2 separate regions of the Homo sapiens genome follow, and region 1 is linked to region 2. A link is a contact called in ENCODE POLR2A ChIA-PET data. All regions are on one chromosome and are shown on one strand. Each heading gives the region's core, a stretch centred on a gene start or an enhancer-like site at or near the end of the contact. The rest is flanking DNA. Distances are from core to core; before and after follow the strand shown.

What was found. ChIA-PET counts read pairs that join two places held with the same protein, here RNA polymerase II (POLR2A).
Region 1: POLR2A ChIA-PET joins it to region 2 with 14 read pairs in RWPE1. The contact joins two enhancer-like sites. POLR2A ChIA-PET finds 5 or more read pairs at or near these places in 2 of 52 experiments (HepG2 and RWPE1).

The regions. Positions count from the first base shown.
Region 1 is chr20:38,456,813-38,463,785 of GRCh38, reverse strand. No RefSeq gene overlaps it. Among named protein-coding and RNA genes, the nearest start is that of SNORA60, 11 kb to the right of the region's middle. Within about 2 kb of position 3,390, at least 4 of the 41 ENCODE cell types and tissues checked have a DNase peak (open chromatin) inside an H3K27ac peak, as active enhancers do.
Region 2 is chr20:35,764,954-35,772,598 of GRCh38, reverse strand. It overlaps PHF20 (PHD finger protein 20), which reads right to left and starts at 584. Exons shown (of 18, transcript NM_016436.5): 1 at 520-584. It also overlaps the pseudogene LOC124904972. RefSeq lists a silencer at 137-516. Within about 2 kb of position 4,303, at least 33 of the 41 ENCODE cell types and tissues checked have a DNase peak (open chromatin) inside an H3K27ac peak, as active enhancers do.

The DNA of each region.
Region 1 (6,973 bases), core at 2,141-4,640, 2.7 Mb before region 2:
ATATATAAAATATATATGACAGTATATATATATAAAATATATATATGACAGTATATATATATATAAAATATATATATGACAGTATATATATATAAAATATATATATGACAGTATATATATAAAATATATATATGACAGTATATATATATAAAATATATATAACAGTATATATATATGAAATATATATATATAACAGTATACATATAAAATATATATATAACAGTATACATATAATATATATATAACAGTATACATATAAAAAATATAAATATATAACAGTATACATATATAAAATATATATATATAACAGTATATATATATAAAATATATATATAACAGTATATATGTAAAATATATATATAACAGTATATATATAATATATAACAGTATATATAAAAAATATATATAACAGTATATATATAAAAAATATATAACAGTACATATAATATATATAACAGTATATATATAAAACATTATATATATGAAACAGTATATATATGTAAAACAGTATATATATATATAAGACAGTATATATATATGAAAAACAGTATATATATATACATATATATATATATATATACTGCCCAGCCCATTTATTCCTGATACTGATGTGCTGGTATTTTTATATATATATATATTTATATATATTTATATATATAAATATATATATTTATATATAATATTTTATATATAATATATTTATATATAATATATTATATATAAATATATTTATATATAATATATTATATATAAATATATATAAATATATATTTATATATATATTTGTATATATAAAATATATATATATTTATATATATATAAATGTTAAAACCCTTGCCCCAAACAAAACAGGCTGGGTGCAGTGGCTCACGCCTGTAATCCCAACACTTTGGGAGGCCGAAGTGAGTCTAACACTTGAGCCCAGGAATTCAAGATCAGCCTAGGTAACATGGTGAAACCCTTGGCTGGGCATGGTGGCATGTGCCTGTGATCCCAGCTACTTGGGAGGCTGAAGCGGGAGGATTGCTGAGTGGAGGTTGAGGCTGCAGTGAGTTGTGATTGCACCACAGCACTCCAGCCTCGGCGACAGAGGAGACTCTGTCTCAAAATCAGCCAACCAAAGAAAGAAAAAAAAAAAGCTCCCCTCTCCCTCTCCCCTCTTTCCACGGTCTCCCTCTCCCTCTCCCTCTCCCCTCTTTCCACGGTCTCCCTCTCCCTCTCCCCTCTCCCCACGGTCTCCCTCTCCCTCTCTTTCCACGGTCTCCCTCTGATGCCAAGCCGAAGCTGGACTGTACTGCTGCCATCTCGGCTCACTGCAACCTCCCTGCCTGATTCTCCTGCCTCAGCCTGCCGAGTGCCTGCGATTGCAGGCGCGCGCCGCCACGCCTGCGTGGTTTTCGTATTTTTTTGGTGGAGACGGGGTTTCGCTGTGTTGGCCGGGCTGGTCTCCAGCTCCTAACCGCGAGTGATCCGCCAGCCTCGGCCTCCCGAGGTGCCGGGATTGCAGACGGAGTCTCGTTAACTCAGTGCTCAATGGTGCCCAGGCTGGAGTGCAGTGGCGTGATCTCGGCTCGCTACAACCTCCACTTCCCAGCCGCCTGCCTTGGCCCCCCAAAGTGCCGAGATTGCAGCCTCTGCCTGGCCGCTACCCCGTCTGGGAAGTGAGGAGTGTCTCTGCCTGGCCGCCCATCGTCTGGGATGTGAGGAGCCCCTCTGCCTGGCTGCCCAGTCTGGAAAGTGAGGAGCGTCTCTGCCCGGCCGCCATCACACCTAGGAAGTGAGGAGCGCCTCTTCCCGGCCGCCATCCCATCTAGGAAGTGAGGAGTGTCTCTGCCCGGCCACCCATCGTCTGAGATGTGGGGAGCACCTCTGCCCCGCTGCCCCGTCTGGGATGTGAGGAGCGCCTCGGCCCGGCCGCGACCCTGTCCGGGAGGTGAGGAGCGTCTCTGCCCGGCTGCCCTGTCTGAGAAGTGAGGAGACCCTCCGCCTGGCAACCGCCCCGTCTGAGAAGTGAGGAGCCCCTCCGCCCTGCTGCCACCCCGTCTGGGAAGGGAGGAGCGTCTCCGCCCGGCAGCCACCCTGTCCGGGAGGGAGGTGGGGGTCAGCCCCCGCCAGGCCAGCTGCCCAGTCCGGGAGGGAGGTGGGGGGTCAGCCCCCCGCCCGGCCAGCCGCCCCGTCTGGGAGGAGAGGGGCGCCTCTGCCCGGCCGCCCCTACTGGGAAGTGAGGAGCCCCTCTGCCCGGCCAGCCGCCCCGTCCGGGAGGGAGGTGGGGGAGTCAGCCCCCCGCCCGGCCAGCCGCCCCGTCCGGGAGGGAGGTGGGGGGGTCAGCCCCCCGCCCGGCCAGCCGCCCCGTCCGGGAGGGAGGTGGGGGGGTCAGCTCCCCGCCCCGTCCGGGAGGGAGGTGGGGGGGTCAGCCCCCCGCCAGGCGAGCCGCCCCGTCTGGGAGGGAGGTGGGGGGGTCAGCCCCCCGCCCGGCCAGCCGCCCCGTCTGGGAGAGAGGTGGGGGGTCAGCCCCCTGCCCGGCCAGCCGCCCCGTCCGGGAGGTGAGGGGCACCTCTGCCCGGCCGCCCCTACTGGGAAGTGAGGAGCCCCTCTGCCCGGCCACCACCCCGTCTGGGAGGTGTACCCAACAGCTCATTGAGAACGGGCCATGATGACAATGGCGGTTTTGTGGAATAGAAAAGGGGGAAAGGTGGGGAAAAGATTGAGAAATCGGATGGTTGCTGTGTCTGTGTAGAAAGAAGTAGACATGGGAGACTTTTCATTTTGTTCTGTACTAAGAAAAATTCTTCTGCCTTGGGATCCTGTTGATCTATGACCTTACCCCCAACCCTGTGCTCTCTGAAACATGTGCTGTGTCCACTCAGGGTTAAATGGATTAAGGGCGGTGCAAGATGTGCTTTGTTAAACAGATGCTTGAAGGCAGCATGCTGGTTAAGAGTCATCACCACTCCCTAATCTCAAGTACCCAGGGACACAAACACTCTGCCTAGGAAAACCAGAGACCTTTGTTCACTTGTTTATCTGCTGACCTTCCCTCCACTATTGTCCTATGACCCTGCCAAATCCCCCTCTGCGAGAAACACCCAAGAATGATCAATTAAAAAAAAAAAAAAAGAAAAACAAAACACAGTCTCTCTAGCAGATCTAAATAAAACATGACTTAAAACCTGATTTCCTTCAGCACCTCCAATGGAAATGGAACATATTTCACAAAGGTAAGGTGGGAAAAGATCTCATTCCTTTTCTTTGTGGAATAAAATATAATCTGTTCTGTGTCTGCATTGTACTGCACTAGTGGCTCATTCAATCTCAGTAGTTACTGGGGCTCTGATTCCCTCGGAGTGCTGCAAAAATCCTGGAGAAATGCCAAAGACACCAGGGAGAACTCTCTGAACTTCCGTCTAACCTGTGTAATGAGTCACACACTCCCTTACTGGTGGGAAGTTCTTTCCCAATGAAAGCATTTGAGGCTATAAATTTCTCCTATGTACTGTTTTAGCTATACATCATACAAGTTTTGATAATACAGTATTTTCATTACCCTTCAGGTCTGAGTATTTTTAACATTTGTTTTGTTTTTATTTAGACTTTACATTGTAGTGACATATTGCAGTCGTCATCTTTCCTTTTTTTTTTTTTTTTTTTTGAGATAGAGTCTTGCTCTGTTGCCCAGGCTAGAGTGCAGTGGCAAGATCTCAGCTTACTGCAACCTTCATCTCCCGGGTTCAAGTGATTCTCCCGCCTCAGCCTCCTGAGGAGCTGGGACTACAGGCACGCGCCACCATGCCTGGAAGATTTTTATAATTTTAGTAGAGACAGGGTTTTACCATGTTGGCCAGGCTGGTCTCAAACTCCTGACCTCAGGTGATCCACCCGACTCAGCCTCCCAAAGTGCTGGCATTAAAGGCGTGAGCCACCACGCCCAGCCCATTTATTCCTGATACTGATGTGCTGGTATTAATATTTGAGACTTGCTTTGCAGCATCAAAGTTACCACATTCTATGCTGTAGATGATATTTGTAAATATTGTAAATATGCAAACAATATTAATACATACCCCAAAGGTGCTTGAGAAAAATATATACATTCTCTCAGTGTGGGTAAAGATTTCTAAATATATATTTTTAAAATATCTATTAAAATCAAACCTATGTTCCAAATATTACGGTACGAAAAGGGAAAAATAAGAATTTCACAGCAAAGAAGTCTGGCAGTCACCACCTTAACCAAGTGATCAAGGTTAATGTCACTGATCATGAGTCACATTGATATAATGTACCCCCCATATGATGTGATGAGAAGGGCATTTCACCTCTGGAGTATTCTTCCCAGAAACCCGTAGCCTCCAGTCTAATCATGAGAAAATGTTAGGAACACCTAAATTGAGGGCCGGGTGTAGTGGCTCATGCCTGTAATCCCAGCACTTTGGAAGGCCAAGGTGGGAAGATCCCTGAGGCCAGGAGTATGAGACCAGCCTGGCCAACATGGTGAAACCCCGTCTCTATTAAAAATACAAAAATTAGGCCGGGTGAGGTGGCTCACACCTGCAGTCTTAGCACTTGGGAGGCCGAGGCGGGTGGATCACCTGAGGTCAGGAGTTCAAGACCAACCTGGCCAACATGTGAAGGCCCATCTTTACCAAAAATACAAAAATTAGCCAGGTATGGTGGCGCACGTCTGTAATCCCAGCTACCCAGGGGGCTGAGACAGGAGAATCACTGGAACTCAGGAGGCAGAGGCTGCAGTGAGCTGAGATCCCGCCACTGCACTCCAGTCTGCATGACAGAGGGAGACTCCATCTCAAAAAAACAAAACAAAATACAAAAATTAGCCGGGCATGGTGGCACGCACCTGTAGTCTCAGCTACTCGGCAGGCTAAAGCATGAGTATCGTTTGAACCTGAGAAATGGAGGCTGCAGTGAACTGAGATTGTGCCACTGCACACCAGTCTGGGCAACAGAGCAAGACTCCATCTCAAAAAAAAGAAAAAGAAAAAGAAAAATCCAAATTGAGAGACATTCTACAAAATATCTTACCAACACTTTAAAACTGTCAAGGTCATGAAAAACAAAGGAAGACTGAGAAACCATTCCAGATGGAGGAGATTAAGGATACATAACTAAATGTAATGTGCTATTCTGCATGGCAGAGAAAATGGACATCAATGGGAAAACTGGCGAAATCCAGATAGAGTCTGTGGTTCAGTTAATGGTAATGTATCAGTGTTAATTCCTTAATTTTGACAAATGTGTCATGGTTACATAAGATGCTAATATTAGGGGAAGCTGGGTGAAGGGCATATGGGAACTCTATGTACCAGGTTTTAAATTTTTCTGTAAATCTGAAGTTATTCCAAAATAAAAGTTTTATGTAAAAAAAAAATAGCTGCTCATGGCAGGGCGTGGTGGCTCATGCCTGTAATCTCAGCACTTTGGGAGGCCAAGACTAGCGGATCACGAGTTCGGGAGTTTGAGACCACTCTGGTGAAACATGGCGAAACCCCGTCTCTACTAAAAATACAAAAATTAGCCAGGTGTGGTGGTGCACGCCTGTAATCTCAGCTACTCGGGAGGCTGAGGCAGGAGAATAGCTTGAACCCGGGAAGTGGAGGTTGCAGTGAGTGGAGATTGCACCACTGCAATCCAGCCTGGGTAACAGAGCAAGACTCCGTCTTAAAAAAACAAACATCAATCTGTTTAATCTTCACCACATCCCTCTATAGGAGGTCACTGAGGCGCACAGAGTTTAAAACTTGTCATCAAAGTCACCCAGTTAAGTTGGACCAGATCTGTGACTCCAAAGCCAGTGCTCACACCACTCCGGGCTGCATGCCAGCCACACCAACCACCGTTGAGCTCCTCCCTGCATCCTCCACGCAGCTTTTGGATGTGGACCACTCTCCTCCTTTGCTCAGTTAAGTCTACTTCCCTGACTCCCAAGAGGTCAGGTGCCCTATTTACTCTTGCAGCACCTTTCCCTCTTCCTCTGTAGAATTTCTCAGAGTTTTTAACAATTTATGCATCTTGTTTATCTTGATGAAATTATGAGCTAACAAATGTCTGTTTTCACTGGCGTGCATTCACAGTGCTTAGCACAGAGGCCAGCACTTAGTAAACAGGTAGTGACTGACTGAATAACAAACGCTGGGTACACTAAAGTTAACTCCAGTAGGATCTGTGTTAGAGAAGCACACCCAGGACTCGGTGTCTTGCCTCCAGAAGGCTCTGGAACATGAGGCAGGATTCCATCAGGCATGCCTGATATATACCTCGCCCTGCTCTGCCAAGATGGAGGAGAGGGGATACCAGAGAATGGGGGATCCAAGCTGGAGCAGCTTCATTAAGCCCCCACAAGATGCAGCAGCCTTCCTGTAAAGGAGGCATCCTTGAACCCCTTATTGTCTAAATCTATGATGTCCAGTAAGATAGCTACTCGCCATATGTGGCTACTGAGCACTCTAAATGTGGCTAGTCTAAACTGAGATGTGCTGTATGTATAAAATATATACCAGATTTCAAAGATTTCATTTGGGGAAAAATCTTATTAATAACTTTTAATATTGGCTGGGCAAGGTAGCTCATGCCTGTAGTCTCAGCACTTTGGGAGGCCAAGGCGGGTGGATCATTTGAGGCCAGGAGTTCGAGACCCGCCTGGCAAACATGGCAAAACCCCATCTCTACTAAAAATACAGAAATTAGGGTAAGGTGGCACATGCCTGTAATACCAGCTACTTGGGAAACTGAGGTGGAAGGATCACTTGAACCCAGGAGGCAGAGGTTGCAGTGAGCCAAGATCACACCACTGCACTCCAGCCTGGGTGACAGAGCGAGACTCTGTCTCAAAATAATAATAATGATAATTTTTAATATTAATTACGTGTTGAAATAACAACATTCTTTGATGTAATGGGCTAAATAAAATATATAAATATTACCAAAATTTATTTCACCTGCTTTTTATTTAATGAGG
Region 2 (7,645 bases), core at 3,054-5,553:
CCGCCCAGTTTTCAAAACTATAGAGAAAAGGGACACTCCCATATTTGGGGTCTTGAGAAAGGAATGTGCTCCCCAGAATAGGATAAAAAAAGCCAATTTTAAAAAACATATTCCCAAAGCGCAAGGCAATAGCAGAGGCTGCTGATGAGGCTCTAGGTGCCCACACAGCTCAGGCTCGGGCCCTAGGGCTTACCCGCACCCCCAACACGGCCCGCTCCGCGCCCCGGGCCCGCACCCCACGGCCCAGCCCCCTCGGGCGGCGCTGATTGGCGGCAGCCGCCGCCACTCTTGCGGGTAGCCCCGGGGATTGGGCACCGCTCGCACGCCCGCCACGCTCTCAGCAGCAGTCCCAGGGCCTCCCTCCAGGCTGGGCGAGCGGGGCCAGGCGGGGAGCGGGGCCGGGCAGGGGACCGAAGCAGCGGTGGCGTCCGTCGCCGTCCCCGCCCGCACGGCGCGCGCGCAGCGCGGGCCCGGCCCAACCCGGCCCGGCCGGCCGGCTTCGCCTGGCCGCGAGCTCACCTCACGGCCCCACTCCGGCTGCGCCGCTCCAGGACCAACCGACAGAAGGACTCTGCGTGCTCTGCACCACGTGACCCCCGGGACGCGCCCAGCGTATGCCCCGCCCCCCACACACACGCATCATCGCCACCACCGAGTGACGTAAGGTCCCAGCTGCCCCGCCCCCTGCCCCGTCTGCCCGATCACTGTGGCAACGGCCTGCGCAGGCCACGCCCACTACCCTGACGCGCGGGAAACAGGCCCGCGCCCTAGCAGGAACACGAAGTCCCCACTCACTCGTAATCACTGAGATCACCGAAGCCGGGGAATGGACGCTATCCATCACCCGTTAATTTTGCCACCTAAATGCGTCTCAAAGCTTCCCATTTCTCCATCGAAGCGACCACCATCTCTCTCCAAGATGAAGATGGTTTCCACCCTATTACTCTTCGCCGTTCTAATCCATTCTTCGTACACCGGCAGAGAGGTCTTTTCAAAACGCCATCCCCTGCTCAAAGCTCGTTTCCCTCCCTACTCCGGATTAAGATCTAACTCTTCACCTAGACTATCTACCAGGCTCTTCAAAGTCTGGACCTGACCTGCTGCTTTCTTATCCTCACGAATCCAGCTCCCCCACATTCTCAGTGTCCTTCAACTCCGCTAACAATCCAGGTTCTTCTCATCTCAGAGCCTTTGCACTCATTTCTCCCCCACTTTATCATTAACTCCTAGAAAGGTTTCCAATTGCTGCTAAGGATAAGGAGCTGTATTTTCTCTGGGGACGAAGGTCGGAGTTGAAGCCACCCCAAAAGAATATGAGACCAGGAGCAGTGGCTCACGCCTGTAATCCCAACACTATGAGAGGCTGAGGTGGGTAGATCACTTGAGCTCAGGAGTTCGAGACCAGCCTGGGCAACATAGCTAGACCCCCGTCTCTCCAAGAAATACAACAATTAGCCAGGCGTGAACGTGCGCACCTGTGGTCCCAGCTCAACCTTCTGAGTAGCTGGGACTGCAGGCCCATGCCACCATGCCTAGCTAATTTTTTTTTTTTTTTGAGACACGGTCTCACTGTGTCACCCAGGCTGGAGTGCAGTGGCGCAGTCTCGGCTCCTCATAACCTCCACCTCCTAGGCCCAAGCAATTCTCCCACCTCAGTCTCCCAGATAGCTGGAACCACAGGTGTGCACCTGGCTAATTTTTGCATTTTTTTGTAGAGACGCAGTTTCACGATGTTGCCCAGGCTGGTCTTGAATTCCTGGGCTCAAGCAGTCCACCCACCTCAGCCTCCCAGAGTGCTGGAATTAACACCGTACTTGGCCACTTTTTTTTTTTTTTTTTGAGATAGAGTCTCGCTCTGTAGCCCAGACGGGAGTGCAGTGGTGCGATCTTGGCTCACTGCAACCTCTGCCTCCCGGGTTCAAGCAATTCTTTGCCTCAGCCTCCCAAGTAGCTGGGATTACAGGCGCACGCCGCCACGCCCAGCTAATTTTTTATATTTTTTTTAGTAGAGACGGGTTTTCACCATCTTGGCCAGGCTGGTCTTGAACTCCTGACCTCATGATCCGCGCGCCTCGGCCTCCTAAAATACTGCGATTACAAGCGTGAGCCACCGTGCCCGGCCGAGTTTTTTTTTTTTTTTTTTTAGAGACAGGGTCTCACTTTGTTGACCAGGCTGGTCTCAAACTCCTTGGCTCAAGTGATCCTCCTGCCTCAGCCTCCAGAAATGCTGGAATTACAGGCCTCAGCCAGCAAATCCAGCCTGAGGGGTGCTTTTTAAACCAGGGCTGGAAACTAAGGAGGGTATTGCCTCAGTTGAGGTAGTCAGGGCAAAGAGCAGCCCTTAGGTAGAGACACTGTGGAACCAGGGACAAAAGCTTCAGCTACACTTGCTTGGGCAGTACATGTATTCTATTAAAATTGTAACATGGCTGGGCGCGGTGGCTCACGCATGTAATCCCAGCACTTTGGGAGGCCAAGACGGGCAGATTACCTGAGGTGAGGAGTTCGAGACCAGCCTGGCCAACATGGTGAAACCCTCTCTCTACTAAAAATGCAAAAATTAGCCAGGTGTGGTGGTGCATGCCTGTAGTCCCAGCTACTTGAGAGGCTGAGGCAGGAGAATGACTTGAACCCTGGAGGCAGAGGTTGCAGTGAGCCGAGATAGCACCACTGCACTCTAGCCTGGGTGATAGAGCAAGATTCCATCTCAAAAAATAATAATAAAATAAAATAAAATTGTAACAATACAGAAAAGATTCACATGACCCCTGCATAAGGATAAGCATGCAAATTCATGATACATTTCATACTTTTTAAAAAATCAGCAATTTGAGAATCAGTGCCACTCAGTCAAGTAAGTGCTCACATATAGGAAGGGCCTTCCCAAGATCCTCTGGGTTTATGTTTATTAATATGAAATTGCTCAGATGTCAGTGGCTATGGTAGCACACAAAGAACTTTTTGCCCCCCAACCACAATAATGCCAAGAACTCCAGACTCTGTAGCCCCGTATAAATATAGCATGTTTCTTTACTTATTCAACCTGCATTTACCGAGAGTCAAATTCAAGATGGGCACCAAACACTCAGAGCACAATGAGACTTAGGCCCTGCTCTCGAGGAGCTCACAGACTGGTGAAGTAATCATGGCAAGCAAAAGAGAAATATGTTACAAGGGCCCCTGAGCTACAACAGGAGTGCAGGCTTGGAAAACAAACAGGCACAAGGACAGCTCCACCAAGAAAGAGCAACAACAGCTGCTGCCCCCAGCAACACTGCGCACCACTGCTGTGATTCAATCTTAGTATCCCTTTGTCTTTGAGTCACTCACTCAAGAGGCAAGGTCTTGGCCAGCAGCCACTGTCGATTGGCCAATCTCAGGTCACATGGATGAGTCCAGCCTGCCAGGGAAAGAAGAGAGGAATGACCTGCCCCTAAGGGTACTCCCCAAGATGGGAAGTGAGGGTTGGAAGGAGACTGACACTGATCAGGGAAAAATAACTGAATACAGATGAGAAAAAAGTACCTTGTGAGCTAAGCTCTTTCTGATGTAAAAACTTGCAGAAATTTGACTTACCAGCTTCTTCTGAACTGAATATTAATGGAATGCTAGCCAGAGAGCTCCAGTTTACAAGATTTTGGTCTAAAGTCCACTGACTTTAGACCAGAAGTAACATCTACCTTCTGCCTTAAGATCCTCCCCAGCATCTTACTAATACTGTATTTCAAAACTGTAGTCCCAGCCCATAAGCTGAGAGCTCCACAATGAAACCCTGTGTGCATCCATACAAAGTATAGGATAGCACAAAAAGCATCTACCTGCATGGAAGAGTTGTCACTCTCTGTAGGCATTGCTTTTCTTCAATATTCACTTTTTTTACTCAATGGGATAATATATATCTACCAACGCAGAATTGTCACGTTTAAGTTCAATAATATGTGAGAAAATGTACTGAACTACAAAGTTCTATACAACTTCATTTCTAATTTCTTTTTTACTAGATTCAGCATATTCAAAATATTCCTAGCTAAAGAGAAGCAGAATTAAAGATCCAACATGAGATAAAATATTCAATTAGGAAACTGATCTTTCTCAATGTCTACCCAGCAAACCTCTATACTCTATCCTTATGCAACCCTAAAGCACTTACAGTGAGTCTGTTAAGGGAAAAGAGGGAAACTAAAACAGAAAAGTAAGCCCTCTAGATCTCACAGACCCCATGTACTGAGTATCACCAAACTTGAGCATGTCAGTCCCCAAAAGCAGGAACTGGGGTGTGATCTCTGCAGCACCAAGCTGAGTGTGAGAACTCAGGAAGCCGGAAACCACAGTCACAGTAGCATCTGAAAGGTCCAAGACCTCAACAAGGCACCAGAGGCCCAAGGGAAGCAGGTTGTCTTGGCCCTGGCCGGACGTCTCTCCAGTCTGGGCTCCACGGAAAGTTCCCGAACTCCCCAGGCCTTCACTGCTCTCCAAGTGAGGGGGAGGAGAATTAACTAGGAATTCCAAATTACTTCCTGCATTTTGCATGATTACAAGGAGGGAGGGAGCAGTCGGAAGGAAAGGAAAGCATTTTGTATTCTTGTCCTAGTCACTAAAAAGGCTGATAAGGCCAGGCACAGAAGCTCACGCCTGTAATCCTAACACTCTGAGAGGCCAAGGCAGGCGAATCACTTGAAGTCAGGAGTTCGAGACCAGCCTGGCCAAAATGGTGAAACCCCATCTCTACTAAAATACAAAAATTAGCTGGGCGTGGTGGTACATGCCTGTAATCCCAGCTACTGGGGAGGCTGAGGCAGGAGAATTGCTTGAACCCGGGAGGCAGAGGTTGCAGTGAACCAAGATCATCATGCCACTGCACTCTAGCCTGGGCGACAGAGCCAGACTCTGTCTCAAAAAAAAAAAAAAAAGGAGGGGGGGCCAGGCTTGGTGGCTCACTCCTGTAATCTCAGCACTTTGGGCGGCCAAGGCCGGCACATCACCTGAGGGCAGGAGTTGGAGACCAGCCTGGCCAACACGGTGAAACCCCATCTCTACTAAAATACAAAAATTTGCCAGGCGTCGTGGCGCATCCTGTAATCCCAGCGACTCGGGAGGCTGAGGCGGCAGAATCGCTTGAACCCAGAAGGCAGAAGTTGCAGTGAGCTGGGATCACACCATTGCACTCCAGTCACTGTTACCTGTAATTTAAACATACCTAATAAATATTTCTTGTGGGTTAAAATTCTTACGAGCCTAGAGATAAAGGGAAACGGGGAGGATTTTCGCCTCAGGGACTAAGAGAATGGAGGTTATAAAGAGGTAAATTAAACAAACAGTCTTGGAATATCCAGGTAATCCACTTCAGTCTCCAAACTTCTTGTAATTTAATTTTAAACAGTTAATGTTGTCACATGGTTCAAATACTGGAAATTACATAAACGTTGTACAATACAAAGTCTCCCTGAAATTCTTGTCCCTCATTGGTCCAGTTCCAATTGGTAAACATGACACTTACTTTTTTAATGAATCGTTTGTGTCAGGATCTTGCTCTGTTGCCCAGGCTGGAGTGCAGCGCCACGATCACAGCTTACTGCAGCTTCAAACTCCTGGGCTCAAGCAGTCCTCCCACCTCAGCCTCCCAAGTAGCTGGGACTACAGGTGCACACCATCAGTATTTCTTTACATATATATAAGCAAACTTTGATACAGTTCTTATATTGATCCTTTAACACAAAAGGAACATTTATTCATGTTGTTGTTCACCTTACTTTTTTCATTAAACAAAACTTGTTTTTTTTAGAGACAGAGTCTCACTCTGTCGCCCAGGCTGGAGTGCAGTGGGGTGATCTTGGCTCACTGCAAGCTCCGCCTCCCAGGTTCACGCCATTCTCCTGCCTCAGCCTCCCAAGTAGCTGGGAGTACAGGCGCCCACCACCATGCCCAGCTAATTTTTGTATTTTTAGTAGAGACGGGGTTTCACCATGTTAGCCAAGATGGTCTCGATCTCCTGACCTCATGATCCTCCTGCCTCAGCCTCCCAAAGTGCTGGAATTACAGACATGAGCCACTGCGCCCAGCCGAAATTTTTTTTTCTTTTTTTTTTTGAGATGGAGTTTTGTTCTTCTCACCCAGGCTGGAGTGCAGTGGAGCAATCTCAGTTCACTGCAACCTCTGCCTTCCAGGTTCTATCGATTCTCCTACGTAGCCAAGATGGTCTTGATCTCCTGACCTCGTTATCCTCCTGCGCAGCCTCCCAAGTAACTGGGATTACAGGTGTCCACCACTATGCCGGGCTAATTTTTGTATTTTTAGTATTTTGTATTTTAGCCAGGATGATCTCGATCTCCTGACCTCATGATCTGCCCACCTCAGCCTCCCAAAGCGCTGGGATTACAGGCGTGAGCCATTACACCTGGCCTAATTTGATTTATTTTCTTACATAATTGTATTTGCTTTTACCATCAGATTGTGAACTTCTCTGGGAACAGGACTGCTTCTTGTTTATCTCGATCCCCCCAGCTCCTAGCATCCTGCCTAGAATGTGCTGGTTGTTTAACAACTATTTGTTGAATTGATTGGAGTTGCTTTGGAGATGCATCAGTGGAGAGCCAGAGGAAGGAAGGATGAAAGTATTTCCAGAAATAGAGCACATTACTCGGTGAAAATAAAATATAGACAGGGGCATGCTTTTTTTTCTTTTTTCCTATTTTTTTTTTTTAACATAGAGACGGGGTCTCGCTATGTGGCCCAGACTGATCTCAGACTCCTGGGCTCAAGCAATTCTCCTGCCTTGGCCTCCCAAAGTGCTGGGATTACAGGTGTGAACCACCACATCCAGCCAAGCATTTTGTTTTTTTATTTATTTATTTTATTTTATTTTATTTTATTTTATTTTATTTTATTTTATTCTTGAGACAGAGTCTCACTCTGTTGCCCAGGCTGGAGTGCAGTGGCGAGGTATCAGCTCACAGCAACCTCTGCCTCCCAGGTTCAAGCAATTCTTTTTCCTCAGCGTCCTGAGTAACTGGGATTGCAGGTGCCTGCCACCATGCCCAGCTAATTTTTTTTGTATTTTTAGTAGAGATGGCGTTTCATCATGTTGGCCAGACTAGTCTCAAACTCCTGACCTCATGATCTGCCGGCCTCAGCCTCCCAAAGCACTGGGATTTAAAGCATGAGCCACTGCACCCAGCCCTAATTTTTTTATTTTTTTAAGACATTGTCTCACTCTGTCACCCAGGCTGGAGTACAGTGGTGACATCTCGGCTTGCCACAACCTCTGCCTCCAGGGTTCAAGCAATTCTCATGCCTCAGCCTCTTGAGTAGCTGGGATTACAGGTATGCACCACCACACCTGGCTAATTTTCATATTTTTAGTAGAGTCAGGGTTTCACCATGTTGGCCAGGCTGGTTTCAAGCCATCTGTCGGCCTCAGCCTAACAAAGAGCTGGAATTACAGCAATGAGCCACCGTGCCTGGCTGGGCATGTTTTCATGCATACAGGAATTCTGTATGAAAGTGAGTTGCATGGGTGGGGTAGAGAGTTGAGCAGATTCCATTAGAATGGCAGATAAGAGGCTGGCAGGGTGGCTGACACCTGTAATCCCAGCACTTTGGGAGGCCAAGGTGGGTGGATCATTGAGGTCAGGAGCTTGAGACCAGC